2 separate regions of the Homo sapiens genome follow, and region 1 is linked to region 2. A link is an interaction called in ENCODE POLR2A ChIA-PET data of the cell type or tissue named here. Cell type or tissue: MCF 10A. All regions are shown on one strand.

Evidence for each region. Peaks named below come from ENCODE experiments on the same cell type or tissue, not always from the same donor. Only the 100,000 strongest peaks of a DNase experiment are listed, where the experiment ranks them.
Region 1: POLR2A ChIA-PET joins it to region 2 with 5 read pairs; 1 of 35 experiments calls an interaction of 5 or more read pairs at or near these places.

The regions. Positions count from the first base shown.
Region 1 is chr17:77,833,082-77,841,081 of GRCh38, reverse strand. It overlaps LOC105371908 (a long non-coding RNA gene), which reads left to right and starts at 444. Exons shown (of 4, transcript XR_935001.2): 1 at 444-598. In MCF 10A, no CTCF peak of the experiment used is centred here; DNase peaks (open chromatin) are centred at 4,311 and 6,411.
Region 2 is chr17:78,037,739-78,045,738 of GRCh38, reverse strand. All of the region lies in intron 4 of TNRC6C (trinucleotide repeat containing adaptor 6C), which reads right to left. Among named protein-coding and RNA genes, the nearest start is that of TNRC6C, 83 kb to the right of the region's middle. In MCF 10A, no CTCF peak of the experiment used is centred here; a DNase peak (open chromatin) is centred at 4,558.

The sequences.
Region 1 (8,000 bases), 200 kb after region 2:
ACGGTCCTACCTGCTGGTGTTCACGGCCTTATGCAGTCCTCTCGCCTTCAGTGCAAGCAGCACCTGTGACTTGCCTTTAACGTTGCAAGAGAATACAGCAAAGTGACGGGATGTCACTCTTGTGATTTCATAAGATTGTGACATCTGTCTTGCTGAGAGACTCTCTTGCTGGCCTTGATGGAGTAAGTGGCCACACTGGGGAGGCCCACAAAGCAAGGAGCTGACAGCAGCCTCTGTCCAATGCATGACATGATGGTGACCTCTGGCCAATAGCCAGCAAGAAAGTGAGGCTTTCCATTTAAGAAGCCACAAGCAACTGAATGCTGCGACCATCCATGGGAGCTGGGAAGCAGATCCTTCCTCGGTTGAGCCTCAGAGAAGCCTGCAGCTCTGATCTTGGCTATAGCTTTTAGATGAGACCCTGAAGCAGAGGGCCCAGCTAAGCCACACCCAGACTCCTGACCCACAGAAACTGTGAGATAACAAATGCGTGTTGTTTTAAGCTGCTGTTTTAAGCTGTTGTTTTAAGTTTGTGATGACTTCGGTTTACAGGAATAACCAGCATGCGATGCCGAGAAGGAGATTCCTGCCTTGGAAGGTCAGACTGGCTCTCCTGTAGAGTCTCTTTACCACCAGGACTTACTTGAGTATCTTTACCTCCTGCATTGCACTTAGTTCAGTTTCTTGCATAACATAGGGACTCGGCGAATATCTGTTAAGTGATATGTGGCGTTAGCACTGGCTTATGCATCGGGGAAACAGGAGGCTGGCCTGTAAGGAGGATGTGTCAGAGCAGCACTGCGGTGGAAGCTGGAAGCCTGGATTCTGGGCTGGCTCCGGCTGCTTCCTCCCGGTGTGACCTTGGGCAAGGCTATCTGCGCTTTGTGTACCTCATCGGTAAAATATAGAACTTACCCACTCACAGGTATGTGCAAGTCAAATGAGCCAGTATGACTGCCTCTTAGGAAGCCCACGGAGGTAAGAAATTGTTATTATTTGTTGTGAAATGTCACAAGCATTCCTGCTGGTTGATTATGAGGCTCAGACACTGGAGAGTTTCCTTTCCAAACAAGGCTCAGACAGTGCTTTTCATTTGAGTCCAAAGTCTCCAGGCAGTGGGCTGGTCTGAAGGTCTTGCTCCTCATACCTGTTCTTCCTGCTTGCTCCTTAGAGAAACCCACGCTGAAAAGATTTCGTTACAGAACCCAGATCTTTGTAGAAGCCAGTGGGTGGCCTCCTCCCCGATGCATAATGTGTGGCTTGTATTTATTTTTAATACGAGTGCTGATTGTATGCCAGACACTGTCTGAGGATTTAGAGATACAGCAATAAGCAAAATAGACCGAGTCCTTGTTCTTGTGAAGCTGATGTTCCAGTGGCAGAGGCAGGTGACAAAGAGGTAGACAATTGTCTACATATCACATGTCAATGCATACCACCAAGAACAACTGAGCTGAGGAGAGAGGAGGGAATGGTGAGTTGATTTTTTAGATCAGCTGTTGGCAAACAACGGTCCCTGGGTCAAATCAGTCCATGGTAGCCAGTGTTTATAAATAAAGTTTTATTGGAATACAGCGCTCTTCCTCCATGCATGTGTGGCCGAGGACTGCCTTGGAGTTGAAGAGTTGCTGCGGAGACTGCCCGGCTTGCAAAGCTGAAAATGTTTACATTCTGGCCCTTTCCAGAAAAAGTTTGCTGATCGCTGTTTAGATGGTGTGGACAGGGAAGACCTCTTGGGGAAGGTGAAGAAGCGAGCCAAACGGTTTCTGGCGGGAGACGGCTCAAGGCACAGGGAACTGCAAGTGTCAAGGCCCTAAAGCAGAATGCGCTGGGTGCCGTGGAGGAAGGCAAGAAGGCCTGTTGGGAGTGAGAGAAGGAAGTTGTGAGGGTTGTGTGCTTCCTCTGATGAGGATGAAGGCCGCTGGGGTTTTCTGAGCCAAAGAGGTTGCTGTGTTGACACTCGATGTGTTCCGACACTGCGGGGGACGGGGGGCTAGGGGAAGCATGGGGAGCTGTTGGGAGGCTACTGGAGTCATCGCATGATGATATTTGGGGAAGGTAAGAAGTGGCTGATTCTGGATAAATTTAGAAGGCAAGAGTGCCGTGATTTGCTGATGAGACAAGAATGCAGGTATCTATGTTTTTAATGCTTTGGAGAGTTTGTTGAATGAATGAATGAGGTGACTTTCCAGAGATCAGGGAGCCGGTCAGTGTCCCAGCAGGGCCCAGCAGCCAGCCCCCTGGCTCCTGTGACCCTCCCCGCCGCATGGCTCTCCTTTTAGGGTCCTCCTTGGCACTAGTTGTGCGCTGACCTATGGACACTGGGAGTCCCAGATCCTTTGGTCACACGTGAGTCCAAACTTCTTGTCTCCTGTAGTCCAGGCCAAGATTTCTTCTTGAGCAGCCATTGCCACAGATTCTTTGGGTTAGCTGGCGGAGGCAGCAGGCACTGCGTTTTCTTACCTACTCTGAATTCACCAGACTCTGACCTCATTATGCTTCTCCAGGCCATGAGACCAGGCTTGCAGGGAGAAAAGTTGGAGCTGAGTCCCAGAAGAGCTGTCGGGGAGGCTTTCACCACCTTTAATCATCTGATACCAACAACAGCCTCCTAATAGGTCATCACTGCATTGCAGTGTTTACACTAATTAGTTAATATCCACAGAATGCTTTGAAGGTGCCAGGCCTGCCAGGAGCACACAGGAGAGCAATTCACAACAGAAGGAGAGACGGCCCGAAATCTTGGAGGCATCGCCCTTCCGATGCATCGGCAGGGGCTACAGGCTCCAACAGGCAGCCTGGTGGGCGGTGTGCCTTGGGAGAGGGAGCTGGCCCTCCAGGGCCTGCCTCAGACACCCACTGCTGGCGGCTGCCATGGTGAGCCCCATTTGTTCTGTGTTCAGGTCATCTGTGTGGAGCCCTTGTGGTGCTGGGGAAAGAGAGTGGATGAGGGAGCTCAGTCTCCAGTCCCCCCAGCTCTCCCACCCACCCTTAGGCCTGGGTTCAGGTTTGAGTGGGGTGGTCCTGGCCAGGCTATGAGCCGCCTGAGGTCGGGGCCAACGACCACCCTGGTGATACCCCCGAAGGCAGGGCACAGGTTACTTTGTGGGGACTCGCCTCCAGTCGCCTCCCTTTGTACCTCCCCTAACAGAGCCTGGTACATGTCAGCGAGCCAGGTTAGATTTCCTCGTGGATGTTTGGAGGGACACCTGGCTCCTTGCAGGGGTTGAGGCTCCTAGAGATGCTTCAAGCCCAGAGAGTCCACCTGTCCCACCAGGTGCAAAAGCCAGGTCTGCTAGACTCCAAACCATCAACCTCTGCCTGTGGCCTGGCCTGCCCATTTGAGGTTAGGGGAAGCTGAGACAGTCACCTTTGATTCCGGAGAAATATGGGAGGAAGTTAAATGGTGGCCTCCCTTGGAGAGGAATAAGAGCCCCCTGTTTGACAAAAGCTGTGGGGATCTTTCGCTCATTTTCTAAAACACAGTTGCATTGAGATATAATTCATATGGCCTAAACTGTGTCCTTCCAAAATTTATGTTGAGGCCCTCATCCCCAGTCCCTCAAAATGTGACTGTATTTGGAAATAGACCTTTAAAGAGGTGATTAAGTTAAAATGAGCCTGTTAGGATGGGCTCCAATCTAACAATTGATGTTCTCCTGAGAGAAGGAGATTTGGACTCATACAGAAACAGCAGAGATGCCCACAGGCAGAGGAAGGACCCTGTGACACCAGGCACCAGGAGAAGGTGGCCATCTGCAACTCAGGGCCAGAGGCCTCAGAAGAAACTGACCCTGTGGGCCGGGCACAGTGGCTCATGCCCATAATCCCAGTCATTTGGGAGGCTGAGGCGGGAGGATCGCTTGAGCCCAGGAATTCAAGACCAGCCTGGGCAATATGGCAAAACCCCATCTCTACAAAAAGTACAAAAATTAGCCAGCTGTGGTGGCACACACCTGTAGTCCCAGCTACTCGGGGGGCTGAGGTGGGAGAATCGCTTGAGCCTGGGAGCAGGAGGCTGCAGTGAGCCATGATCACACCACTGCCAGTGAGACAGAGTGAGACCTCATCTCAAAAAAAAAAACAAAAGAAGAAACCAACCCTGCTGACACCTTCTCTTAGACTTCCAGCCCCCAGAACTGTGAGGAAATAGGTTTCTGTGGTTGAAGGCACCCAGTCTGTTGTATTCTGTTATAGTAGCCCTGGCAAATGAAGTCACCATGTGACTCACCTGTTGTGTTTTTGGCAGGTGGTTCTTGGCATATTCACAGATATGTGCAATCATCACTTAAGTCAACTTTGGAGAATTTCATCACCTTGGAAAAAACCCAAGTCCTTGTGCCTTTTAGCTATCATCCCAGCTACGGTTTGAATGTGACCCCGAAAGCATGTGTTGGACATGTAATCCCCTAATGCTTGTTATTAAGTAAGTGCTGTAAGTCATTTCAAGGGAAAAGTGACAGCAGCAGCAGCAGCAGCAGCAAGACCTTACTGTTACTCAGCAACTGCAGAGATGGGCAGGCGGAGTGGCGGGGGTGGCAGGGTGGGGGTGGGGCGGTTCTGGGACAGTTTTTAAAGGCAGAGTCCTGGGAACTTCTTCTTTGTTTTTTTGTATTTGGGTAAAGACGGTTTCACCATGTTGGCCAGGCTGGTCTCGAACTCCTGACCTCAAGTGATCGGCCTGCCTTGGCCTCCCAAAGTGCTGAGATTATAGGTGTGAGTCACCACGCCCAGCCGAGTCCTGGGAACTTCCGAGTCGGTCTCAAAGGAAAATGGGCAAGGCCAGAGTTGGCTTGGAGGAGAATGTAGGGTCGAGGGTAGACAGGGACAGCTGCCCCCTTTCCCTCCCTGTTCCTGCTGGACATTCCAAATACAGAAACCCTTAAATGCTCCATCCTCCAGCTCTTACCCACAGAGCTTGAAAGACCACCAATTAGTGTGGTGGTCTTTCAAGCTTGCTAAAGGATCATTTCAAAATTTTTTTTAAAAAGTTTTTTTTTTTTTGCTGGGCACGGTGGCTCACCTCTGTAATCCCAGCACTTTGGGAGGCCGAGGTGGGTGGATCTTGAGGTCAGGAGTTCAAGACCAGCCTGGCTAACATAGTGAAACCCTGTCTCTACTAAAAATACAAAAAATTAGCTGGACGTGGTGGCAAGCGCCTGTAATCCTGGCTACTCAGGGGGCTGAGGCAGGAGAATCACTTGAACCCAGGAGGTGGAGGTTGCAGTGAGCTGAGATCACGCCATTGCACTCCAGCCCGGGGGACAGTGAAAGACTCCATCTCAAAAAAAAAAAAATTTTTTTTTTGAGATAGGGTTTCACTCTGTGGCCCAGGCCAGAGTGCAGTGTTGGAGCCATAGCTCACTGCAGCCTCAAACTCCTGGGCTCAAGCAATCCTCCTGCCTCAGCCTCCCAAGTAGCTGAGACTAAAGGTGTGTACCACCATGCCTGGCTAACTTTCTAATTTTGTAGAGGTGGGGTCTTGCTCTGTTGCCCAGGCTGGCCCCTAACTTCTGGGCTGAAGAGATACTCCTACTTCAGCCTCCCAGATTGCTTGAATTACAGGTGTGAGTCAACACACCCAGTGGATAATTTTGATAAAAGGTAAGATCTTGAGTCTCATACAAATATAAAATGAATACGTGCCAGTGATTTCATTTAACTTGTTAATTAAGGAAGATACCAGTGCAATGTTACAACTGGTTCAAAGAACCTCACATACATAGGCAGTAAGGAATGCTGAAGTCAATTCACAAACACGCAACAGGGCAACAGTCAATTGCATTCTGCAGGATACTCCGCTGTATTCAACCACATTCCACTGGATGCAATTCATTTGTGTTGCTATGGATAAGGGCCATTTGCATGATTATGAGTTTCCTACAACTTGCAGAGTGGCAAAATAGCTCAAAGACAATGAAAAATGAAGATAACCTCAAAAGGTGTGCTAGATAGATACCCATTCATCTTTTTTGCCTATTCCAAGGTCTTGCACTATTTTCCCTGACACACTTGTCTTCCTCCAGGCCTCCAGTTAAGGGGGGCAATGAAGAAATGGGGCTAGGGGAGGCAAGGACAGAGGGGGCTCCTGGGGGCATGCAGCCCCTGTAGGAGGAAGGGCTGATTGGGGTAAGGAGCTCAAAGAGGCTCCCCCACTTGGGAATGGGGTTGCTTTGGATGGCAAGAGGGTGGGAGGAGCTGGCAGAAGAGAGGGGTCTGGGACCATCCTTCACCTGCTCCATGGTTTTGCCTCTGGTCAGCCTGGTCCGTTTTGTCCCCCTGCCTTAGAGAGGCCAAGAGTAACTGCTACTTAGTTCTTATCTGTTCTGAGAACCTTCTCCCAGTGGGGTGGTCAGGGCAAGCGTGGGAGGAGCTACGCCAGTCACAGTAGGCTCTGCTGAGGCTGATGAGTCACTCAGCAGCCAGGAGGACTGCCGCAGCCAGCGAGACTTAGGGCAGCTTCCCTTCTGCCAGGGACTGGGGCGAGCGTGAGGAGCCCTGAGCATTTGGCTTTCCTTTCCTGGCATTCCAGAGGCCTAGGTAGGAAAGCCTCGTGGGATCTCAGGGCTGGGAGGGTCCGCAGAGTCATCTCAGAGGCGTGACCACCCTGCAGTATCCTCCAACAGAACCTTGGGGTTTGCATGGAGATTCTGGCCGGGGAAGATGCCTCCTGAGAACAGGGTGCAGCTTTGGAGGTCACCCAGGGAGGGAGGTTGGGAGCGCTGTCTGGACAGATCAGCCCAGTCAGCTCCAGTTATGGTTGAGTGACAGGCAGCAAAAGGTCCTTTGACTTCAGAGTCAGGAGCACTATTGCATCCCTGGGGCATTAGACTGATCCCCAAAGTGCAACAGAAAGCAGAACATGCTAGATCCCAGACTCTATAGGGACCCCTTATTTGTAGTGGGAAGATTTTTTCAATCAGCTGCTGGGGTGGTGGGGGCAGGGGGAATGGGGGACTGGGATTCCCCAGACAGCGAGGTAGGGGAACAACCTAACAGGTGAGCTGCCTTCTGTCGGGGAAGGTCTGATTACCTGCTGAACACGGAGAGGCTGAGGCTGCTACCATTCCCACCACACTCCTTCCCACACAGCTTTCTGCTCTTTCTCCCATGCAGGGCTCAGCCTCCCATCTGAATCGATGTTCAATGAGTATTATCACATGTCAGATCAAAGAGACAGTAATCCATCATTTTACCCATGGGGCCAAATTAAAACCTGCCAGGGAAAACCCCAAAGTCTTAGTCTTGAACTGAGTCCTCTTGTGCTATTCTCCAAAATTAGTTTTCCAGTATTCGAATGCCTCCTGTGATGAGGACCTCAGCAACCTTCCAACAGCAGCTGACGATATCTTGAGGCAGCTATGAGACTGAAAATCCATATTCCTAGAGCTTTCACTCACTCATCTTAGCTTTATCCCTCGTGAATGATGGCATCCCCTCCAGATTCCCATTGAAACTTAATCCTAGTGCAAGAGTATTAAGAGGTGTGTCCTTTGGGAGGTGATTGAATCATGAGGGCCCCACCTTCATGAATGGCATCAGCACTATTATATGGGTCCTGAGATTGAAGGGAGTGCTCTCTTGCCCTTCCACCTTCTGCCATGTGAGGGTGCAGCCCCAAGGTGCCATCTTGGAGAGACAGCAGCCCTCACTAGACACCAACGCAGTGCCTCGATCTTGGACTTGCCAACCTCCGGAACTGTAAGAAGAGTCTAAGGTGTTTTCTTATAGAAGCACAAATGGGCTAAGACGAGGCCCACAGAGTGCATCTATTTCTTTTTTTTTTTTTTTTTTTGAGACAGAGTCTCGCTCTGTTGCCCAGGCTGGAGCGCAGTGGCACCATCTCGGCTCACTGCAAACTCCACCTCCTGGGTTCAAGTGAGTCTCCTGCCTCAGCCTCCTGAGTAGCTGGGATTACAGGCACGTGCCACCACGCCTGGCTGATTTTTGTATTTTTAGCAGAGATGAGGTTTCACCATGCTGGTCAAGCTGGTCTTAAA
Region 2 (8,000 bases):
TGAATTAAGTGTCTAATTTCTGAAGGTGAGTTCCTTGAGGGCGTGGCAAATATCTTTTTAGTTTTCCATTCAAAATGCTTGCCACATATAGGCAAACAATATATGCTTCCTGGGCAAACAAAACCATACATGCATAGTGCTACAATCTGAGTTCTAGCTGAAGTCACCAATCAGCTGCACTTGTACAGCCCAGACTGCTTTGAACAAGCACGTCCATCTTCTGAGGGAACCACTTCCACTACAATGACGCCGCCTACTCAGACCTTCCCGGGCTTTGAGGTGTAGATCTCAACTATGCCACAGCAAAATAACCACCAATGGGGCAATACTGGCAGGAAGCAAAGTCACTTCTACAAAGGCCAATATCCATCCCCAATAGCTGAAGTGCCCTAAGGATGGCCATATAGGATGCCATAAGGATGAAGTCATGCCTGTTGAGTTTACATATTGGGTATTTCTAGAACCTTTTCCATTAAAACAAGAAATAAAACTTCCCTCTGACTGCCCCTGTTCCAAGCACCCTCATGTCTTGACTGGATTACTGTAAATAACTTTCCAACAGGTCTCTTCCCATGCCCCCTACTGCCCCACCCACAATAATGTGCTCAACACTGCATACAGTGCTCTTTTCCAAATGAATGCCCAGTGGGTCACCAATGGTTGGGTCTCTTTTGAGGCCATTCATATCATTCTTTCTCCTGCTCTGTGCTCCAGACAGTTCCTTGAGGTGCCATCTGTGTCCTGCCCTCCCAAAGACAGGGCTGTTAAAGGTGCCATCCCCTGCCTGGGCTCAATGTCTATTCTTTTTTCCCATCTCAAATCCATGGACATTTAATTTGGGACGTTTTTGTTCCCTAGTTAGGACTCCCTCATACATTCATTGTAACAGTCTTCCTTTCAAGTCACTTAGACCAACCAGGGTGGCAAACAATTTCTGTAAAGGGCCTAATAGCCAAAATGCTTTAGGCTTTGTGGGCCATATAGTCTCTGTCACAACTACTCAATTCTGCTGCTGTGGCACAAAAGCAGAATGAGTGTGGCTGTGTGCCAACAAAACTTTATTTCCAAAAATAGGTGATGGGCCAGATGTGGCTCATGGGCCCAGAGCTTGCCAACTCAATTGAAACAATAACTATTATTGAGTGCCTCCTATATGCAGCTACTGTGCTGGGGACACAGCCATAAACAAGATGAACGACTTCTTTCTCTCATGGAGCACACATTCTAGTGTGAGTCATCGTGTGACTGGCTGGTTCTCCCTCTAGGCTGTAAACACCATGAAGGCAAGGCGTACCTATTCTGGCTCTATTTTTACTGCCAGTGTTCAGCAGAGTATCTGACAGAGAAGAAGCAGTAAATAAACATACATTGAATGAATGAATAATTCTTATCAATACTTGAAAGCAGTTTGCTAGTAATATAAATGATGCTTAAATTTTCAGTCTTGAAGGTAAAGTTAAGATTAAGCTTAGGTTGCCATGTTGACTAGCAACCAACTTAACTGAAGTTACTTGCAAAAATACTGGGTTATCTATTCAGAGAAGTTAGTACAAGAGGAACTGATAGCTCAAAATCTTTTTTAGTTAGAAAAAATTACAACTGAGACTATGAATCTATGTTGAAAACATAGATAGGGTTTGATAATAAGTTATACTACCTCAATCCTAGGTATATACCCAAAAGAAAGGAGATCAGTATATTGAAGAGAGAGCTTCGATGTTTGCTGCAGCACTACTCACAACAACCAAGATTTGGAAGCAACCTATGTGTCCATAAACAGATGAATAAAGAAAATATGGCAGATATACACAATGGAATACTGTTCAGCCATAAAAAGAATAAGATCCTGTCATTTGCAACAACATGGATGGAACTGGAGGTCACTATGTTAATTAAAATAAGCCAGGCACATGAAGACAAGCTTTGCATGTTCTCACTTATTTGTGGGAGTTAAAAACGAACATAATTGAACTTATGAAGATAGAGGCTAGGAAGGGTAGTGCGAGAGTGAGGGGTGGGGAGAAGTGGAGAAGGGTTAATGGGTACAAAAAATAATCAGAAAGAATAAATAAGACCTAGTAATTACTAGCATAACAGGCTTACTATAGCTAAAAATAATTTCACTGTCCATTTAAAAAATACATAAAAGAGTATAATAGGATTATTTGTAACACAATGGATAAATACTTGAGATGACTGATACCCCATTTATCCTGATGTGATTATTACACATTGCATGCCTGTATCAAAATATCTCATGTAACCCATAAATATATATACCTTCTATGTACCCACAGAAATAAAAAAAATTATAAAAAATATGTTTTACTATAGAAGTCAATTTGGAACAATGCTATTTTACTTAAGAAGGAACCAATCAACCAACCAACCATCTCTTTTCTCCCACCTCTATAGCCTCCTTGCACTTCTTGGGATAGGCTGCAGCCTCGGGGCCACACTGTGGCCTGGTACATCTTCTGTCACAGGAGAGGAGCAGGGAGTGTGCCCAGCCCAGCCCAGCCCACTGAAGTTTCAGGCTGCAGCTGCTGACATTCCACCTTTGGCTACCATTATGAGACATACTGCTATTCTTTTTTCCTTTTTTTCCATACTTCAGCTGCTCTCTTGTTCCTTACTTCTTGGTTCTTCCACCTCATCAAATGATCTGGCTCTTCACAAATTAATTTTACTGAAAATTCAATGCAGGTTCACGGAGAAAGAGAAAAGCACCTACTACTTATAAGCTCTTTTTTGAAGGGTAGGCTTAGGAATCTCTCTGAAAATTATACATACAAAACCCCCAAACCGGGGACTGTATTGCATACTGAGCTAATTAAAATATGCTTTTAGTTCTATCAAATCCCTGAATGTCTCCTCTTCCTCATCATCACCACCACCACCATCACCACTGTTACGACCATCACCAACACCGTCATCACCAACACCACCACCACCACCATCAGCACCACCACCATGATCACCACCAGCATCATGATGACCACTACCATCATTGTTATCTCCACCATCATCACCAACTCCATCATCACCATCACCAATAGCACCATCATCATCACCACCATCACCACATATTCTTTTAATCAGAATACCAGGATTTACTCCAAAAATGAAAATGCAGTCTAAAAGGTTAAATTTCGTTAAAAAAAAAAAAAAAATCTGTGAAATGACCGAATTTTAAGAGCAGCCATTTTGAAATGAATGAAAACTCTGAAATGAACCAAGACATCACATACTTTATACCATTTCGGAGTTTGAAGTATTTCCATACACGTCGGCTTAGCTGACCCTTACAAACAATGTCAGTTTTACAGATGAAGAAACAGGCTCAGAGAGGCTAAGTGGCCAGGGTTTGTAACTAATAAACAGTAAGGAATGAACTGAAATCTGAGTTTTCAGAATATAATCTAGTGCTCTTCCCACCACAACATTCTATTATCAAATAATTTTTCCCCTAAAAAAAGCCTTAAAAAGAAAAAAGAAATGAAGCTCATGTATAACGTTAAATTCTCTTTTCTTCTGCTGTTAAGTGGTTTACAGTCTATAAATAGGTGTCTATAAAAATCTAAGCAACGTAACTGTCTTAAGTGATTAAATTAAAAAGGATTACATAATAGCATGGTTGAAAGAGAAAAGCTTTCCTTTGTCTTTAAATTCCAAAATGTTAGCATATAAAGATAAAATTTTCCTGGAAAATATTTAATGAAGAGCTTCCAAAAGCCATAGTAAGCAAAATTTTAATTAGGTATCAGATTTAATCAGATATGAAAGTGTGGACAAGATTTACTCAGAGGTGTGCAGAATGCTGTACTGGTACTAACACTGACAAATAGTAAATGTGTTCATTCTTTATCATCACAGTCCTTTTAACTGAAATAATATGTATTATAAAAACTAGTTCGCAATGCTTTCAACAGTTGATAGTATACGTTTACTAAGGCTTACTGATACCACAAATCCTTCGCTGCTTGGTTTTCAGGGGCAGGATAAATGCTACAACAGCCTTCAGCTTTTGAAAACCAAAGATGCCTCCCCCTCTACTGCATTTACTGGGTGTAAAGATCTCAGGGAGAAAGTACTTTGAATTCAAAATTCCATTGCTGGACAGACTCCCAAACATTTCATCTGTCAACTACTATAAATACAAGGAATTATGAAACGCAGAACACAGTACAAGATTTATTGGAAACACAAATAGTGTCCAAAAGAATAAGTTTGTTGCCTTGTGTTTTTCTTCAAAACGGCAGTAAAATGAGATTGCTTCCTCAAGGTTAAGAGTCTATTAAATAAAGAAGGAAACTGGGGGCAAAGGAGGCTTGCTTCCTAATTTGGGAAGGCCTGCCCGTGCCAGCCCAGCAGAGAGAAACCACAGTAGGGAAAGCCATGGGTAAGTCTCTGCTCCGTGCGGCAGATCTTTAGCAAGCAGCTCTTTTCCAAGACGCCATTTTATCCAATCTGAATTGCAGCCAAGAGCTTAGGGACGCCGGGCTACCACTCACACGCTGGAATGTTATGTCACAAACGGACTGGCGAGAAGCAGCCACTATTTGTTCCGTGTTTGTTCCGTTTCTCCTGCTCTACGAGGGGCTGACGGGTGAGGAAATACCTGCAGACGGTGCCGCCCAACCCTCCTAGGAGACGCCACCTCGCGTGCACAGCTGCCTCTACGCCTGCATCGAGGCTCGCCTGGCCTCTCGCTACAACATGTCGGCTGGGTACAGCGAGAGCCGCCTCCTGTAGAGCTGCCAGGGAGCTGCCAGGAAGCTCCCGGGGCCAGTCTGCGTCCGGGCCACCCGCGGGCGCCCGCGGCCGCAAGCCGGGCAGGGCTGGGCAATGCCCTTTCTACTCCAGGAGGCACCCGACTCATCCCCTTCAACTAGGGGCGGAGGCATGGACGGATGGGATTTTACAGCTTTGATTATCTAATTGCAGCTGACACTAAACCGATCTTCCTTCCTCTTTAAATTCTTTCGATTGTCACAAACATTTTCACTTCAGGACCCAGTTACAATTAGCATCACAGCCACTTTTCTTCTGTGTTTTTGAAAGTCAGCCAAAAGAATAACGGCATTTTGCCTATTGGCTGCAGGCGAATAAACTGCGGCTCTCTCATCCTGCCTTTGTTTTCCGCTCCTTCTTTCTCCCTTTTTCTAAACAACTCCTAAACATTTGGCATGCCAACACTAGCTGTAATATTCTAAATGAGCCCCATATGTAAACTGGCAAGTGTCCAGCTTCTTAATTACTTTCCTGCCTCTATCTAAAAAAGATCTAAGTAGCAAACACTGCCGTATATTAATCAAAGCCTCTGTTTATAAATGTACAAAGCAGCCACCAAAACAATACATTGTTCTGCCTTTGGCACAAGAACTTATTATTATTATTATTTTTTAAAGATAAAAGCTCTCAAGTGTTTCAAGCTGGAGCTATCCTGCAGACTTGCAAAACATAATCTGCACTGAACCTGACATGATCAGGTGGCATTCTTTGGAATCTCTGGAAATCACTGTACGTACTAATACTCATCTTCCCAGTTAAGATCTGTTGCTATTTGGCTAAATATACTCCCATCCAAATCAATACATGAATTTACAAATCTAGTTTCCCCTGTATTATTTTATGAGAAGGCCAATGTTTCATTTGCTGATAACAGTCTTTACCTAAAGAGAACCTGGAACCAGGGCTGGGAGGCACCCTGGCCTACCTGTCTTGCAGAAGCCCTTCCACCATTGGCAATAACTGACTATCTCTCCTTGGCTACTGCCAGTGAAGGGGGAAGGAATAAAAGTTCTTCCAGAAATCTGAAAACCCTGCCTACCACCCTACATTTCCGCCACTCTTGTTCCACCTCTGTCCTCTGGGGCTGCCTGGGGGCAGCGGGCTCTCAGGACAGCCCTTTGACAGCTGAAATGCCCACAGGCCCTCCTCCTCTCGGGCTTGTTGTAGGCTCCCCTCTGTTGTTCTCCCAGTCCTTAGTGGGCATTTCTAGGCCTTTATTGCCCTGTCTGCTCTGGATGCCCTTGTGTGCAAGCCTGTGTTTCCCACGAGGGATGGCAGCCACAGGATGCTGCCTGACAACAGCCACAGCATTAACCACTGGCAGGAGGGTCAGCTGGACGCTGGAAAGCTCCATTTAGAATTGTCAGCCCATTACAAAATTGGTTTCACTTGACTGAATTTCACTTCAACATCAGCATTATCGAATATTAAAAGCATCTAGGACTTATTTTTGCATGCAAGTATTAGAAGTCTTGGTTACCTTCTAAAATGGGATACTTGTTGACATCAATAACGCTACAAAACCAATGAAGCTTCTGCCCAATGCCCAGGCCAACGTGGGTGACGGCAAGAAGGTGACACCAAGAACAGAGGGGATGGCTGACCTGGTAAGAGGTAGGGAGTGGGGGGGGGGGGCAAGATTTGAAATTGCTGTTCTGTGGGGACCTGCAGCCTAGCAAAAGTTCAACTGGTTCTCAAACACAGGCTGCTCTTTATCATCACAGGATAAAGTGAGATTGCTGGTCACTGGAAGACTAATGCTATCTACACCTGTGCCTGTTCTGTAACGAATACAGTCAACTCTGTTTTTGTCCCTACTGCCTCTCGACACGTTCCAACTTGCCTGTTATTAATTCATGCCACTGGGCAGAGGACAAATGCAGAGCATTCAGTCGTCAGTAAAGAGCTGTGCTCTAGGTGTCTGCAGGATGTACTACGTCATATTACCCAACATTTTGATAAATCCTGCCACATGCCTCCTTACATTCCGACCAACAGCACACCAGCGTCGCCTTTTCCCACACTCTCGCTGGTCGCCTGCGGTGATTACAGGGTCTTGAGAAGATTAAATGAGTTAATATGTGTAAAGCAATTGGATCTTGCAAATGATAAGCACTCAATCCATAGTACTGTGTTATTACAATAGAGGAATATTAACAAGATTTAAAGTTTTGACAATTTGGTAAGTGAAAAGTGATCTATCAATGCTGTTTCCATTTATCTTTTCCCTGATTACAAGGAAATACTTTTTTTTTTTTTTTTTTTTGACACGGAGTCTCGCTCTGTCGCCCAGGCTGGAGTGCAGTGGCACCATCTCAGCTCACTGCAAGCTCCGCCTCCCGGGTTCACGGCATTCTCCTGCCTCAGCCTCCCGAGTAGCTGGGACTACAGGCGCCCGCCACCACGCCCGGCTAATTTTTTGTATTTTTTTTTTTAGTAGAGATGGGGTTTCACCGTGTTAGCCAGGATGGTCTCAATCTCCTGAACTCGTGATCCACCTGCCTCGGCCTCCCAAAGTGCTGGGATTACATGCGTGAGCCACCGCACCCAGCCACAAGGGAATACTTTCAACATACTTAGGACCCATTTGTGGTAGTTCTATGATCTTCCCGTTCACATTCTTTGCCCATTCTTCTATGGGACTGTTTTTCTTTTGATTTGTCGGAACACTTGGTATTTTTGAGATATTTATCTTTTGCTATTTACACTGTAAACATGTCCTCTCAGATTTTATTCATATTCATGTACAAAACTTTTAAATTTTTATACACTCAAACTTGTCAGTCTTTCTTTTCATGGCTTATGATTAAAATTTTATCCCAAGATTTAGAAAATACTCTCTTACGTCATCTTTCTGTAGTTCTTATATTTGTCTTGCATATGGCTTTCTAGCACTCGATATTGATCTGAACCACTATTTTCTCAGTGATCTGCAACTCTCCGTGTATACATCTGTTTTTCCCCCTGCTCTCTTTATATCATAGTTCCTGGATCTGTGTTTACTCCTGCCCTAGAAACACGCTGTTAAAATTACTAGAGGATCACAGCTCAAAGTGATAGCTCATTATGCTTTTTCAGTCTCTTGGCTCTTCTATTCACGTACATTCGCTCTTCTAGATGAAGTTTGGAATTAGTCTATCAAGTTCCAAAAGCAACTTGGAGGAAGAGCTTTAAATCTGAATTTAATTTGGCTCTATTACCAAAAG